2 separate regions of the Homo sapiens genome follow, and region 1 is linked to region 2. The links are chromatin loops, found by intact Hi-C in ENCODE. Cell type or tissue: PC-9. All regions are shown on one strand. Links, peaks and the distances in the headings refer to the core of each region. The heading gives the core; the rest is flanking DNA.

What was found. Peaks named below come from ENCODE experiments on the same cell type or tissue, not always from the same donor. Only the 100,000 strongest peaks of a DNase experiment are listed, where the experiment ranks them.
Region 1: it touches region 2 in a loop (5-fold over the local background); 2 of 110 quality-filtered maps call a loop at or near these places.

What each region holds. Positions count from the first base shown.
Region 1 is chr1:231,773,923-231,780,952 of GRCh38, forward strand. All of the region lies in intron 6 of DISC1 (DISC1 scaffold protein), which reads left to right. The region is part of intron 10 of TSNAX-DISC1 (TSNAX-DISC1 readthrough (NMD candidate)); the gene reads left to right. Among named protein-coding and RNA genes, the nearest start is that of DISC2, 41 kb to the right of the region's middle. In PC-9, for the core only: no CTCF peak of the experiment used is centred there; a DNase peak (open chromatin) is centred at 4,299; H3K27ac peaks cover 1,998 bases.
Region 2 is chr1:231,824,606-231,831,635 of GRCh38, forward strand. The region is part of intron 9 of DISC1 (DISC1 scaffold protein); the gene reads left to right. All of the region lies in intron 12 of TSNAX-DISC1 (TSNAX-DISC1 readthrough (NMD candidate)), which reads left to right. All of the region lies in intron 1 of LOC105373170 (a long non-coding RNA gene), which reads right to left. Among named protein-coding and RNA genes, the nearest start is that of DISC2, 9.6 kb to the left of the region's middle. RefSeq lists an enhancer at 6,754-7,030. In PC-9, for the core only: no CTCF peak of the experiment used is centred there; DNase peaks (open chromatin) are centred at 2,906 and 3,766; H3K4me3 peaks cover 576 bases; H3K27ac peaks cover 1,937 bases.

The DNA.
Region 1 (7,030 bases), core at 2,954-5,453, 50 kb before region 2:
GACTTTCAGAAACCATGAAGGCTTCATGTAGGAGGAGATCTTGGGAATGTAAGGATGAGGCTGGGAACAGTGGCTCACACCTATAATCCCAGCACTTTGGGAGGCCAAGGCGGGAAGAATGCTTGAGTCCAGGAATTTGACACCTAATCTCTACAAAAATAAAAAAATAAAAATAAAAAAAATTAGCCAGGCATGATTGAGTGTACTTGTAGTCCTAGCTACTCGGGAGGCTGAGGCAGGAAGGTTGCTCAAGCCCTGGAGTTCGAGATTACAGTGAACTATGATTGTGCCACTGCAGTCCAGCCAGGGCAACAGAGCAAGACCCTGACTCAAAGAAAAAAAAAAGGAATGTAAGGACGAAGAGTTTCATGGGAGGGTAGGAATAAACCAGAGCAGTTAAAAGGTACAAAAAACCTGGACAATCTAATGACTAGTTAATAACATGACCTTTTTCTCCTGCGATAAGGAAGTTATACAGGTGCCTGCAGCATGGAACACTCATGGTGAGCAGAGGCCATCAGCACTGGCTGGAGTTTTGTGTGGCTGGAGTGTGGCCACCCTGAGACATCCTCATTATCTGGGTGATTCTCAAGAGGTGATCCTTGGCATCAGTCTAATTTACTTTGAGGTGCAGGGAGGTATCGCCGCATCTGGAGGGCAGTGTGGGCTGTGTAGGTGCACACTTTGATTGGTCAGCTTCCTTTCTTCCACCGTAGGGAGGTGAGGCATCAGACTGCTCCCTGCCGTAACCATCAACTAGAGAAACCCGTCATCAATATTTGGGCTTTCCATTTGAGAAGGAAGATATGTCTTTTCCAAGCTGATGGGCTGCAGCATGGATCTGCAGAAGTGAAGCATTTGAAAGAAACCAGTGTAGAACCAGCTGGCTCAACAGGTCAGAGAGATTGCTTGGTCTAGTATTTTTAACTAATTGGACATGATCCTGTTAACCTAATTTTTGCTATGAAGTATTGGTTGTCTTTTAGAAAATGCTGACTTAGGGATAATATCCAGTAGGTATATTTAGCCAAATGAACCCATCTTACATACATCAATAGCTGCCTTCATTGTTCATGAGAATAGGCTCTTCTTAGGCCAGATGGAGAGAGCCAGACAAATTGTGAAACAGGAAAACCTTGAAGTCTTATAAAGAGAAGTTGCAGAGACTAGTATTGTTACAAAACCTAGAGAAACAGATCACTCAACATCACGACTGTTATCATCATCTATAAGGATTTTCATAGAGGCCAGATACAAACTCAGGGTGCTGTCTGTTTGTAATTTACTCAACTTTCTAACATGCAATTGCAATATGCTTTGTTTCGTGGACAACGACCCAACAACTTGAAAAGAAACTTCCTAATAGCATGTGACATTTCTGGATGTATCACTGGTGGAGACTTACGTGCTTACATGGAGGCCATCGTTTCTGACTGTGGCTTGTTGGGAACCCCCTGGCCAATGTCAGAGATGGGCTGGAAGTAGAGGGCATGTGCTGGGGTCAAGGACACCCAGTGATTTTCGGTTTGGGTGTGATAACAGAAATCAAAGAAGCCATTTGAATTTTCCAATGTCTGTGTTCTGGATCAAATAACTTAGCAGGAGGAGATGAAGTGTTACCATCCCAGAGACATCATAGACACTTTTTGAGTAGAGCCAACAAAAATGGTTTTCTTCCAGTGAACAAAAGGAGAACCCTTTTTAAGCACTGGAGAATGAGGAGCTCCACAGTATGGAAGCTGACAGAGCAGGGGTGCATGAAAGGACAGGAACCACTTAAAAGATATGTTCATTTGAATTTCTCTCATCCCTGGGATTTCAACCCCCCTGCTTTAAAACAAGTGCCTTGTTTTCTCCTGCAAGTCTTCCTTTGATGTGAGGGTCTTAGAAGAACCACTTTTACCCAGTGAGCTTGGTTCTTCTCCCACACGAAACCCATGGTTCTTGTTCTACCCCCTGCTGACTGCATTCCCATTCTCTGTAATGGGATTGTGATGTGGGGGTGGGGGAGGGAGGAGAGGGAAAAGATGGGGGACACAGGGAGGAGGTGACAGTGTCCAAGATTTTCTGTGGATCACATCCCTCCATGTGGGCATGAGGTTCCATCTATTTATTTGGCGTAAATTGAGGAGAATGGTGATTTGCAGCTCCTCTCTGTCTAGCACCATTAGCTCAGCCTCCCCTGGCTTCTTGTTGGTTTTATGTGTCTGGAAAACCAGGGGAGGGCAGCCTGTGACCTCATGTAGCATGCATATGGCTAACGGCAAAGTGAGGGAGGAATAATTATAGTAATAATCACAGTGATGACGTGGAGGGCTGCCTAGGATGCTTTCTAACATTCTTTAGAAATGCTTGACTGGCTTGTATTCATCTGGGGTTGAGTTCTTCATTCCTCAGCTCCTCGGATTTTTCATGCTTCATGTGAAATGTGTTCTGGCAGCTCATGGATGAATTGTCGCTTGTTGTGCATTTGGAAGAAACATGTCACATCTTTTGCAAACCATTGGCACAAAGTGTGAAACAAACTCAACCCCTGGTTACAGGAGGGCTGGCTGGGCCTTGGTTGGAGAGTCTGGGAGCCTCGCGGCAGGGCTGGGCTGGGGAGGCTCGCGGGTGGAGAGGAGCCAGGCCTTCTGCAGTATCCATGCCCCCAGCCACTAGCTAAACTGCCCAGGGCTCCCTGGCGGGGGGCACTGATTATGCAGGGTGCTGCAGGCATCCTCATCACACCTGTGCTCAGTCCACAACATGCAGTCCCTGCTGATGTCAGTCCTCCTTGCAAGTGAGATTTGAAATAATGTAATTCACCAGCTCACAACTGAATGGGAAAAAAAAATCAATAGTTCCTCTTTTCCCTCAGAAACATATCTTATTAGAGTGAGGAGACAGTGAAACAGCAAGGCCTGAATTGGAAAACTGATCCTGAATCTAGGATCCTGGTAGAGATTCTCAAAGAGGGTTGCGTGGAAGCAGCTGTGTGGGAGGGGTCCCATTAATGCTCTTGCCCCGGGGGTAGTGCGAGGCAGCCACCAAACTGGAGTCACGCACAGACTGCAGAGAATATCCCTGCAGCATATCAGCAGTCTCCAAGCTGCTTTTCCATTCGTGAAGATTGTTGTTCTTTAATCTCCACTTCTGGGCTTTGTCTTTCTCTCTCCTCTGTCTTTGCCTTCTACCTGACTGGTTTGCCAAGACAATGGCTTTATGGGACTGAGAGCATTAGACATCATCTGGAGAAAGAGGAGAGCTTTGCATTTTTCTAGGAAATTCTGATTTTCCCCCTCTTTTTTTTGGTAAGGACTTTTCTCTCTTTTTTAGAGATGGGGTTTCCCTCTGTCCCACAGGCTGGAGTACAGTGGTATGATCATGGCTCATTGCAGCATTTTACTCCTGAGCTCAAGTGATCCTCCTGCCTCAGCCTTCCAAGTGCTAGGATTATAGGTGCATGTCACCATGCCAGGCTAATTTTTTAATTTTTTATAGAGATGGGGGTCTTGCTATGTTGCCAGGTTAGACTTGAACTCCTGTCCTCAAGTGATCTTTCCACCTCAGCCTCCTGGGTCACTGGGATTACAGGGTTTTCTTTTCCCCCTACTCCCCTTTTTAAGTAAAGTAGACATCTTGCTTTTCTCAGGAATTCATGAGGCAGAAAAATATTTGCCAAGACAGCAAATGCAGTGAGACAGAAGTGTGTGAGCAATGCTGGCCAGATGGGTGCCCGGAGTGAGGCTTCCCTGCATAGGCGACATCTGCAGCATTCAGGACCTCCCTGCAGGTGTGCCCTCTCCACTCAAATTTATCCTGTCTGTCCTTCTTAGTTAGACTGGTGTTGATACTCATACACTAATTTTAATATCTCTGTTATTTACAAACTGTCATACTTGCTTACAATAACCCTATAAGGTTTGTTGGGCAATATATTGTTTTTATGCCCATTTTGCAGATGAGGCTGCTGAGGGTCCAAGTTCACACAGCCGTAAAAGCAGTGCCCTCACGTCTTTGGCGAATTTTTAATGCAGAGGGAATCCAGAGATGGTTCACACTGATGGCCTGGGAGAGACCAGGCCTTGGACAGAGTGCTTAGTCCAGCAATGGAAAGAAGTCCAGCCCAGCAGAGCCGTGGGTCTGTGGGCCCAAGGAAAAGAGAATGGATGTCCCTCCAGGCCAGGGATGGTTGTCTCTGTGTGCCTAGTGTTGCCTGATTGGATTGGAGCCAAGGTGTATCTAAAAATAGACAGCCTGGGAAGACCAAACAGGCAACTGTCTCAAGTCAGAGAGGTCTGTCAGACGTTCCAAAGAAAGAAATGTGAGAGGAAGAGAAACTGGAAAGCAAGGCCCCGCCCCAGGGCTAGAGGAACTGGTATTACTTGTCTGTGAAAAGAGGGTTTGAACTGGGTGGCGTGGAAGGTCTTTTCTGGTTCTACAATACTTTGCACTTTAGTATTTTATGAAATAAGTTAAAATAAGCTGCCTAAAAACCCCTCATAATTCTATTCCTAGGAGCTCTATGTTAAGTTCCTCCTTAAAGTTCCCTGGGCAGGCTGTGACCATCCACAGGCCACGGTGCTCCAGCTGGCACTTTCCTTAGGGCTGGTCCCTAGAGCATGGACCTGAGCAAAGCCTGCTTTCCAAGCACTGCTGCTGCAGCTCAGAGCTTAGACCTCGCCTCACCATTGTATATCCTCCCGTTTTCTTCTGGAAAGTCGTCATTACAGGCAACGTGGAAAAGTTTACCAGACTATAATCTGGTAAAGGAGGAAGAGGATTGGAAAAGAAGGAAGAGATTTGAAAATCCCCCTTATCTGGCTGGGTACAGATGCTGCTCACCAGGAAATGTAGGTTCCCAATAAAACAGGACCCCCATTTCCAGTTTTCATTGCGTTGTAAATTAAAAATAAAATCTTAAGCCCCCAACCACTGAACGGATTCCCTCTTGGCCAAGGAGACCCCAGAGACTCCATACAAACTGAGTTCCCAGCCCCAGTGGGCCGGGAGGTCGGATTTGCCTTGTTATAATCCCTCCCTTTTGTAGCTTAGACATAACAACAGAGCAGCATCAATGCTAAAACGAGATCATAAGAACTGATGGAACAGACTCTCGGTGGCAATAAGATACCAAATTATAAACAAGACCTAAGGCCATGCCAGGCAGGGATAAGTCTCACACCCCTGCACCTAAAGAGTAAACTACCTTCTGACTGCCACCTGGGTTTTCTTTTTCTCTAGCGGCTAAACGAGCACTGTCCTAGAGATGAGCTATCTTAAAACCATGGCAGTCCTTGCACCGCCAGATGCTGACTGACTGACTCTCTGTTCCACCAGCTGTAACTGCAGCTTTCATTAGAAAAGAGACTGATTTCAGTAACTTTCTTCTGATACAAAGACCAACTGTGGACTGCTTCTGGCCTATTTAGAGACACTTGAGTGCCTTTGTGTTCTGAAAAGACCTTTTACATAGAGGGCCTAATTGTAATACATGTAAATGTTAAGTCTCCACCCTAAGGTGAACATAAGTTGTATATAACATGTATGCTTATTCAGTATGCATGCATTAGGACCACCTTCATGAATATTCATAGCTCCTGCTATAACCTGTGGAATATGTATACTTGGTCAACCTATTCTTGTTTTTTTTTTTTTTTTTTTTTTTTTTTTTAAGATGGAGTCTCGCTCTGTCGCCCAGGCTGCAGTGCGGTGGTGCATCTCAGCTCACTGCAAGCTCCACTTCCCGGGTTCACGCCATTCTCCTGCCTCAGCCGCCGGAGTAGCTGGGACTACAGGCACCGGCCACCACGCCCGGCTAATTTTTTGTATTTTTAGTAGAGATGGGGTTTCACCGTGTTAGCCAGGATGGTCTCAATCTCCTGACCTCGTGATCCACCTGCCTCGGTCTCCCAAAGTGCTGGGATTACAAGCGTGAGCCACCCTGCCGGCCTTGGTCAACCTATTCTGTGTAAATTCCTGTCTTACCTGTCCCTCCCTTAAAGTGCCTGCTAATGGCTTCTGCCGGAGGCTATGCTTCCCAGCCTGTTAGAATGGCAACCTTGCAGGCTGTAACCCCCTTTTAAGAAATAAAGCTCTCCATATTCTCACTCATAGGTGGGAAGTGAACAATGAGGTCACATGGACACAGGAAGGGGAATATCACACTCTGGGGACTGTTGTGGGCTGGGGGGAGGGGCGAGGGATAGCATTGGGAGATATACCTAATGCTAGATGACGAGTTAGTGGGTGCAGTGCACCAGCATGGCACATGTATAAATATGTAACTAACCTGCACAATGTGCACATGTACCCTAAAACTTAAAGTATAATAAAAAAAAAAAAAAGAAAAGGAAAGAATGAAAAAAAAAAGAAATAAAGCTCTCCTTTCTAAATTGATAAATTGTGTGATTTTTAAGTTAACAGGCTATATTTGAGAAACTCAAGGGAGGAATTCTGTTTTACTTGCAGATGTAAAAAAAGACTTTATTAACACATGAAAAAATGCTCACCATCACTGGCCATCAGAGAAATGCAAATCAAAACCACAATGAGATACCATCTCACACCAGTTAGAATGGCAATCATTAAAAAGTCAGGAAACAACAGGTGCTGGAGAGGATGTGGAGAAATAGGAACACTTTTACACTGTTGGTGGGACTGTAAACTAGTTCAACCATTGTGGAAGTCAGTGTGGCGATTCCTCAGGGATCTAGAACTGGAAATACCATTTGACCCAGCCATCCCATTACTGGGTATATACCCAAAGGACTATAAATCATGCTGCTATAAAGACACATGCACACGTATGTTTATTGCGGCATTATTCACAATAGCAAAGACTTGGAACCAACCCAGATGTCCATCAATGATAGACTGGATTAAGAAAATGTGGCACATATACACCATGGAATACTATGCAGCCATAAAAAATGATGAGTTCATGTCCTTTGTAGGGACATGGATGAAATTGGAAATCATCATTCTCAGTAAACTATCACAAGAACAAAAAACCAAACACCGCATATTCTCACTCATAGGTGGGAAT
Region 2 (7,030 bases), core at 2,666-5,165:
GCTAACTTTCTCCCTCCTTTATTAAGTCGCTGTGATAATTCTTTTGGGAGGCATCGCCATACAGTGGAAAAAGCCTGGATTAGGATGTAGGGGGTGTCAGTTTAATCTCAGTCCTGCCCTTCCCTAATCATCTGCATAGCACCTGATATATATAGCATCAGAATGTGAGGCTCAATGAGTGAATAGTCTTCAGCAACTCACTGAATTTTATCTGAGTCTCAGTTGCTTCATATGTAATACTGTAGAACCAGATCTTGAAGTTGCATTTCTATCCATCCATCCATCCATCCATCCATCCATCCATCCACCCATCCATCCATCCTTTCCACAAGCATTTATTGAGTACTTACGATATGCTAGGCGCTGTGGCAGGCCCTCATGGTCCAGAGATGAATTAGATAGTCCCTGTGGCTACTGAGGTCCCTTTTAACTCTAGCCCCTTGTATGTGAATTTCCACAATTCAATTTATACTTTGTTCATTTATTTTCTTGCTCTCAGCTACTTTTGATCTCCTTTTCCCACTTTTATCCATATATATTTTTAAAAGTCCCTACTATTGTTACATCTTTTTTCACTTGTCTCTCTACTTGTTTCTATACTCCCTTAAAATACGTAAGTCACTTACCCCCTGGGTGGAAATACAATGATGTTTTCAATTATATTTCATACCAAATTGCAACAGGCAGTTTTTTTTAACATGCTAATTCATTTAGAGCAGAAACTTGACTCTATGTAATAGGGTGGGTACATGTGTCTCTTAAATATCTGCCAGATTTTCTGCTTTGTAGATTATTCTTACTAATCAGTGCGTATTAGAGTCTCTTTGTACATTTCATATGGACTCTGGGCTTTGATAATGTTGGTAGACACATGTACTCACACACGCTCATATAATGTCCTGAAGATTAAGCTAAGAGTGATGGTAAGTGGAACTTCATGATCTTAAAGAAGAGCCTGTTTGCCATGTTTTGGGTGAGGGGATTATTTTTTGCATGGGGACCCTATCATGTATTGCAGAACATTTCACATCCCTGGTCATTGCCTGCATCCAACTCTTCTTCCCACCCCCATTTTTCAATGCCCCCAGGTAGGAGTGGTACCACCCTCAGTTAACTGCATAACTTCAGCCTAATGCTTTATGTTTTAGTATCATTCCTATGATTTGAAAATATGTTGTCATGATCATTAGAACTTGCCTGGAATTAATAAAACCAAATTCTATTATTCACATTATCTTTCATATAGATCCTTAGAGGTTTAAATATAAGTTCTTTGCAGATTTCTTCCTCCATTGCTCTTTACTGTGTATATTCAGTATGTATTTCTTGGGCACAGATTTCTGTATGCACAGATGAGCTACAGCTATTGTGGATTTAATGTTTTCTTTGAAGAAAAGGAATGATCCCTTGTACGAAGTCACCCTCTTTTTAGTAACAAAGACTTATCTCTTTCTTTTTGTTTCTCAAGCACTTGAGAACTAAGCACTGTGCTAAGACTTGACATACTTTAGTCATCTCATCCTCTGGACCACTGTGGTACTGGCTCCACTGGAATCTCTGTTTTACCGATGAAGAAGCTGAGGTTTAGGAAGGATCCTGTCACAGAGCCTTCAGGGGGCAAGGCCACCATCTGAATCCCTCTTACCTGCCATTTTACCTTTGACGTTGCTTTATGTTCTTTATGAATTTGATTCCTAACGTCAGTCTCTCTATCCATCCCGCAACCTCATCACCCTACCTAAATACCACACTCATAGATTCATAATTACAAAACAAAAGTCTACAAAAAGTCATCTATTGATGATGTTGAACATCCTGAAAAGACGGGTATTTTTTTTTCATTTTTGAAGTTTTCAAGCACCCTCCCTATATTTTGTGCCTGAGATGATGATCCACTATCTGCCATGTTGCTATAGCAGATGGATAATTTAACTCAGTAGTAGGAGGTTCTATAGGTTATCACCCTATGAAACTCATATCTTTTGTATTAAAACCTCAATTCTTTATTTTCGAAGGGTGACTAGGAGAAACTTGGCATACTACCATAAATCAGAGAGAAGTTGAACTATAGCAATTTAATTGGATACATATTCATTGACTTCAAACCAGTTTTTTGTATATTTTCAAATAACTGTTGCTAGTTCTGCTTCCTGTTCTAAAATGCTGAAATGGCAATCTTTTCCTTTGTATTCCTATAAGTAAATGCATTGGTTATTAGATTGATACATTACTCAGTTCCTGGTAAAGAAGTAGTTAGAAGCCCTGTTTGCTTTTAAGAATTTACTAATTTGTCATCCTTTTGATTACAAGGAATTCAATTTGCAACATGTGATGTCAATCTTTCTAGGCTTCTTTTGAGTGAGTTTTGAACTTTAGTTAAATAAAACAACTTTTTTTTTTTGAGACAGAGTCTCAGTCTATTGCCAAGGCTGGAGTGCAGTGGCACGATCTTGGCTCACTGCAACCTCCACCTCCCGGGTTCAGGCAATTCTTTGCCTCAGCCTCCCGAATAGCTGGGATTACAGGCGCCCGCCACCATGCCTGGCTAATTTTTGTATTTTTAGTAGAGACGGGGTTTCACCATCCTGGCCAGGCTGGTCTTGAACTCCTGACCTCATGATCCACCTGCCTCGGCCCCCTAAAGGGCTGGGATTACAGGCATGAGCCACTGCGCCCAGCATAAATAAAAAAAATTTAAACTATTATATAATTTAGGATTTTCAGGAATGAAGGTTGATTCTTTATAAACCAAATTTGATTTTGTGAGGTTTTGCAGAATTTAATTTTACTTGGCTAAATATGACTCATTATATGGTCACAGTTTTTTCAGTGATTAATTTGGTAAGAAATATTTTGTTTTCCTTCTTGGCATTATCATGAGTTATGGCTTCCTGTACACATTCCTGCCATTTTAGCTGTGTACTTTTTCTTTGAAGCTGCCATATGTTAACAACCCAAGAGAGATGGTATTTACTGGAGAGATCATCACTTGTTGCTAATTTGATTTTTCAGATTCTCTGAGCTCTTATAAAAGAGAGAGAGCATGCTGATGAATGTTTTCCTGCCCTGACTGCTTTGAGGAGCTAGTGTTTGCTGCCCTGGGCCCTTAGTCCTGTTATGTTTTGGACTTGGGGATGGCCACTGTGTCTAATCCACTTTCCATTGAGGCTTTTCTGTAACTGGGGAGGGCTGGATCACTGTAGGGGTGGACAACCCTGAGTGAATGCACTGCAATTTAATATTTATGGCCGGTACAGAAACCATCAAGAATTGCTTAAGGATTTACTGACTTGGCATCATCAAAAATTTATGAGGCAGGTATGCTCATATTCCACAAGCCTGCATAGTCATAGAATGTCGTTTTATTTTTCTTTTGACATTATGCTTTCTGGAGTCTTAATAACTCATTAACAACTGATGACACACTTTGCTTTTTGGTTTAATTATAACCAAATTTTATTTGCCAAAATGATGTTTAATTTTTGGTGTATTAACCCATTATGAATATCTCTCTTTTCCTATGTTTACTATGACTGCTTTACATTTCCAGTCTCCCCAAATCTGATATTTTCCTTCCCCAAGAAAGAACCAAATACAATTATATTACGATTGCATGGTCTGTCTGGTTTGGACAGGGTGACTGAAATCTTGGGCTTCTTTTTAACTCTGAATTGGATCCAGCATTCTACTTTGCTTCGTATGTACCAATCTTGTTGGGTGAGACATATACATTGGAATTTGGCAAGTGTTTGTATACCCTTCACCCAACTCCACTGTTTTCAGAGACTGAGTAACAGTAGTGGCTGGATGCCAACTTCATGTCTGCCCTGAGAAGGTCACCAAACACGGACATTCCCCCGTGGTCTGGAATCCTGCAAATCTGTCAGCCTTTGGAAGTGAAGTGATTCTCCCCTAAAGATTATAGAGAAATTCTCTGAAGTCAAAGCTGATGAAATGTCTGGAGTTACTCTAGGATAAAATTTTAATTTATTTCAAAAAATACCTTTAGCATAAAATAAAATTTTTGAAATGAATGAAAAATGTTTATCATGCAACTTCTATAACAGAGCCCCTGGTTGCATTTTTTTGCATTATCTTCTGTGCTTGCAGTACAGGAAAGCTTTTTACACACTTGTACTGAGAAAGAGGATGCAATTTTACATCCTCTGTCTGTCCTTAACCTTATAGGACAATAGTGAGAGCATGGCACCAGTTAATCCTCGTAACTGTAGTTTGAGACAAATTTATCATTCCCAATCTACCAATGTGTGAAACTGAGGCTCAGTGAATTAACAGAGTGGCTCAAGTTTCTGTATATGGGAAGTAAAGAACTGGAATGAGACTCATCTGTCTCACTTCAGAGCCATACTCTTCATTATACACTTCTGTGTCCCTGGTTGCATTATAATATTCCAATTTATTATTTTTTATGTACATAACAGTCCAAGGATCAATATACTGTGACTTACTTAACTACCTCCTTATTCTGAGGTGTTTAATGATTATTTCATGAATTTTTTCTGAAGATAAAGTGCCAAGATTGGGATTAATGACCCAAAGAATGCAGTCATTTTTATGGCTTCATACATACTGCAGATTGATTTGCAGGTTATAGCAATTTAATTGATACTACCAATCCATCCTTTCTAATAATAAGCATTATTTTTTAAAAGATTATTAGTATAATAACAGAGTGGTATTTAATTCATGCCTTGTTTTTGCATATCTTTGACTAATACATTCAACTTGTTTTTTTGTGCCTTTATAAGTTTTTTTTGAGACAGGGTCTCACTCTGTCACCTAGGCTGGAGTGCAGTGGCATTATCTCGGCTCACTGCAACCTCCACCTCCTGGGCTCAAGCAATCCTCCCATCTCAGTCTTCCGAGTAGCTGGAAGTACAGGCATGTGCCACCATGGCCTGGCTTGGTAGAGACGGGATTATGCCATGTTGCCTAGAGTGGTCTCGAACTCCTGGGCTCAAGTGATCCACCTGCCGTGGCTTCCAAAAGTGTTGGGATTACAGAGTGAGCCACCATGCCCGGCCTACTTTTTTTCATTGTGTGTTTCACTCACGTCCGTGTGAAGAGACACCAAACAGGCTTTGTGTGAGCAACGAGGCTGTTTATTTCACCTGGGTGCAGGCAGGCTGAGTCTGAAAAGAGAGTCAGCGAAGGGAGATAGGGGTGGGGCTGTTTTATAAGATTTGGGTAGGTAAAGGAAAATTACAGTCAAAGGGGGGTTGTTCTCTGGCGGGCAGGAGTGGGGGGGTCACAAGGTGCTCAGTGGGGGAGCTTTTGAGCCAGGATGAGCCAGGAGAAGGAATTTCACCAGATAATGTCATCTGTTAAGGCAGGAACAGGCCATTTTCACTTCTTTTGTGGTGGAATGTCATCAGTTAAGGCAGGAACTGGCCATCTGGATGTGTACGTGCAGGTCACAGGGGATATGATAGTTTAGCTTGGGCTCAGAGGCCTGACATTCCTGTCTTCTTATATTAATAAGAAAAATAAAATGAAATGGTGGTAAAGTGTTGGGATGGTGAAAAGTTTTGGAGGTGGTATGGAGAGATAATGGGCGATGTTTCTCAGGGCTGCTTCGAGCGGGATTAGGGCGGCATGGGAACCTAGAGTGGGAGATATTAAGCTGAAGGAAGATTTTGTGGTAAAGGGTGATATTGTGCGGTTGTTAGAAGAAACATTTGTCATTTAGAATTATTGGTGATGGCCTGGATATGGTTTTGTATGAATTGAAAAACTAAATGGAATAAGAGAAGGAGAAAAACAGGTATTAAAGGTCTAAGAATTGGGAGGACCTAGGACATCTAATTAGAGAGTGCCTAAGGAGATTCAGCATAGTCCTGCCAGCAAAGATTATTTATTTACTTCAAAAGTTAAGAGCGGCAGTTTGGGGATAGCACCAGGAGATATCAGCTGTGATGGCTTGGAAAAACAGTGTAAACCGGCAGCGTAAACAAGAGCAGGGCATGTATGAGTAGTTGAGAATGGTGAATAGGAGTATAACTAGACAGAAGATAGTAGGGATGACAAGTTTTTTGGGGCACAGTCCAAGTTGGTCTGGTGTCTGGAATGAGACTGGGGCCTAATAAAAAGGAGCGTCCATACAGGAGCTCAAATGGGCTGTACCCTGTAGCATTCCGAGGACAGGCCTGAATTCTGAGAAGGGAAAGTGGTAAAAGTATTGTCCAGTCCTTTTTAAGTTGGTGGCTGAGCTTGGTGAGGTGTGTTTTTAAAAGACCATTAGTCTGTTCTACCTTTCCTGAAGACGGAGGACCGTAAGGGATATAAAGGTTTCACTGAATACTAAGAGCCTGAAAAACTGCTTGGCTGATTTGACTAATAAAGGCTCGTCTGTTATCAGACTGTATTGAGGTGGGAAGGCTAAACTGAGGAATTATGTCTGACAGAAGGGAAGAAATGACTGCAGTGGCCTTCTCGGACCCTGTAGGAAAGGCCTCTACCCATCCAGTGAAATGGCTACCCAGGCTAAGAGGTATTTTAATTTTCTGACTTGGGGCATGTGAGTAAAGTCAATTTGCCAGTCCTGGGCAGGGGCAAATCCCCGGGCTTGATGTGTAGGGAAGGGAGGAGGCCTGAACAATCCCCAAGGGGTAGTAGAATAGCAGATGGAACACTGAGAAGTGATTTCCTGGAGGATAGATTTCCAGGATGGAAAGGAAATGAGAGATTCTAAGAGACAGGGTAGCAGCTTGTAACCTATGTGGAAGAGGTTATGAAATGACAACAGAATAGAATGGGACTGTGAGGCTGCAAGGAGATATTTTCCTTGGTCTAAGAACCATTTGCCTTGTGTGGGAAGAGACTGATAGGTGGAAGTTTCAGCAGGGGAGTAGGTGGGAATGACTGATGTGAAGGAGAAAAACTGGCCGTGAGGGACAGAAGTTGGAGAGCTAGCTGCTTGTCTAGCCACCTTATCAGCATAAGCGTTGCCTAGAGCAATGGGATCTGACGCCTTTTGATGGCCTTTGCAGTGAATGACTCCAGCTTCCTT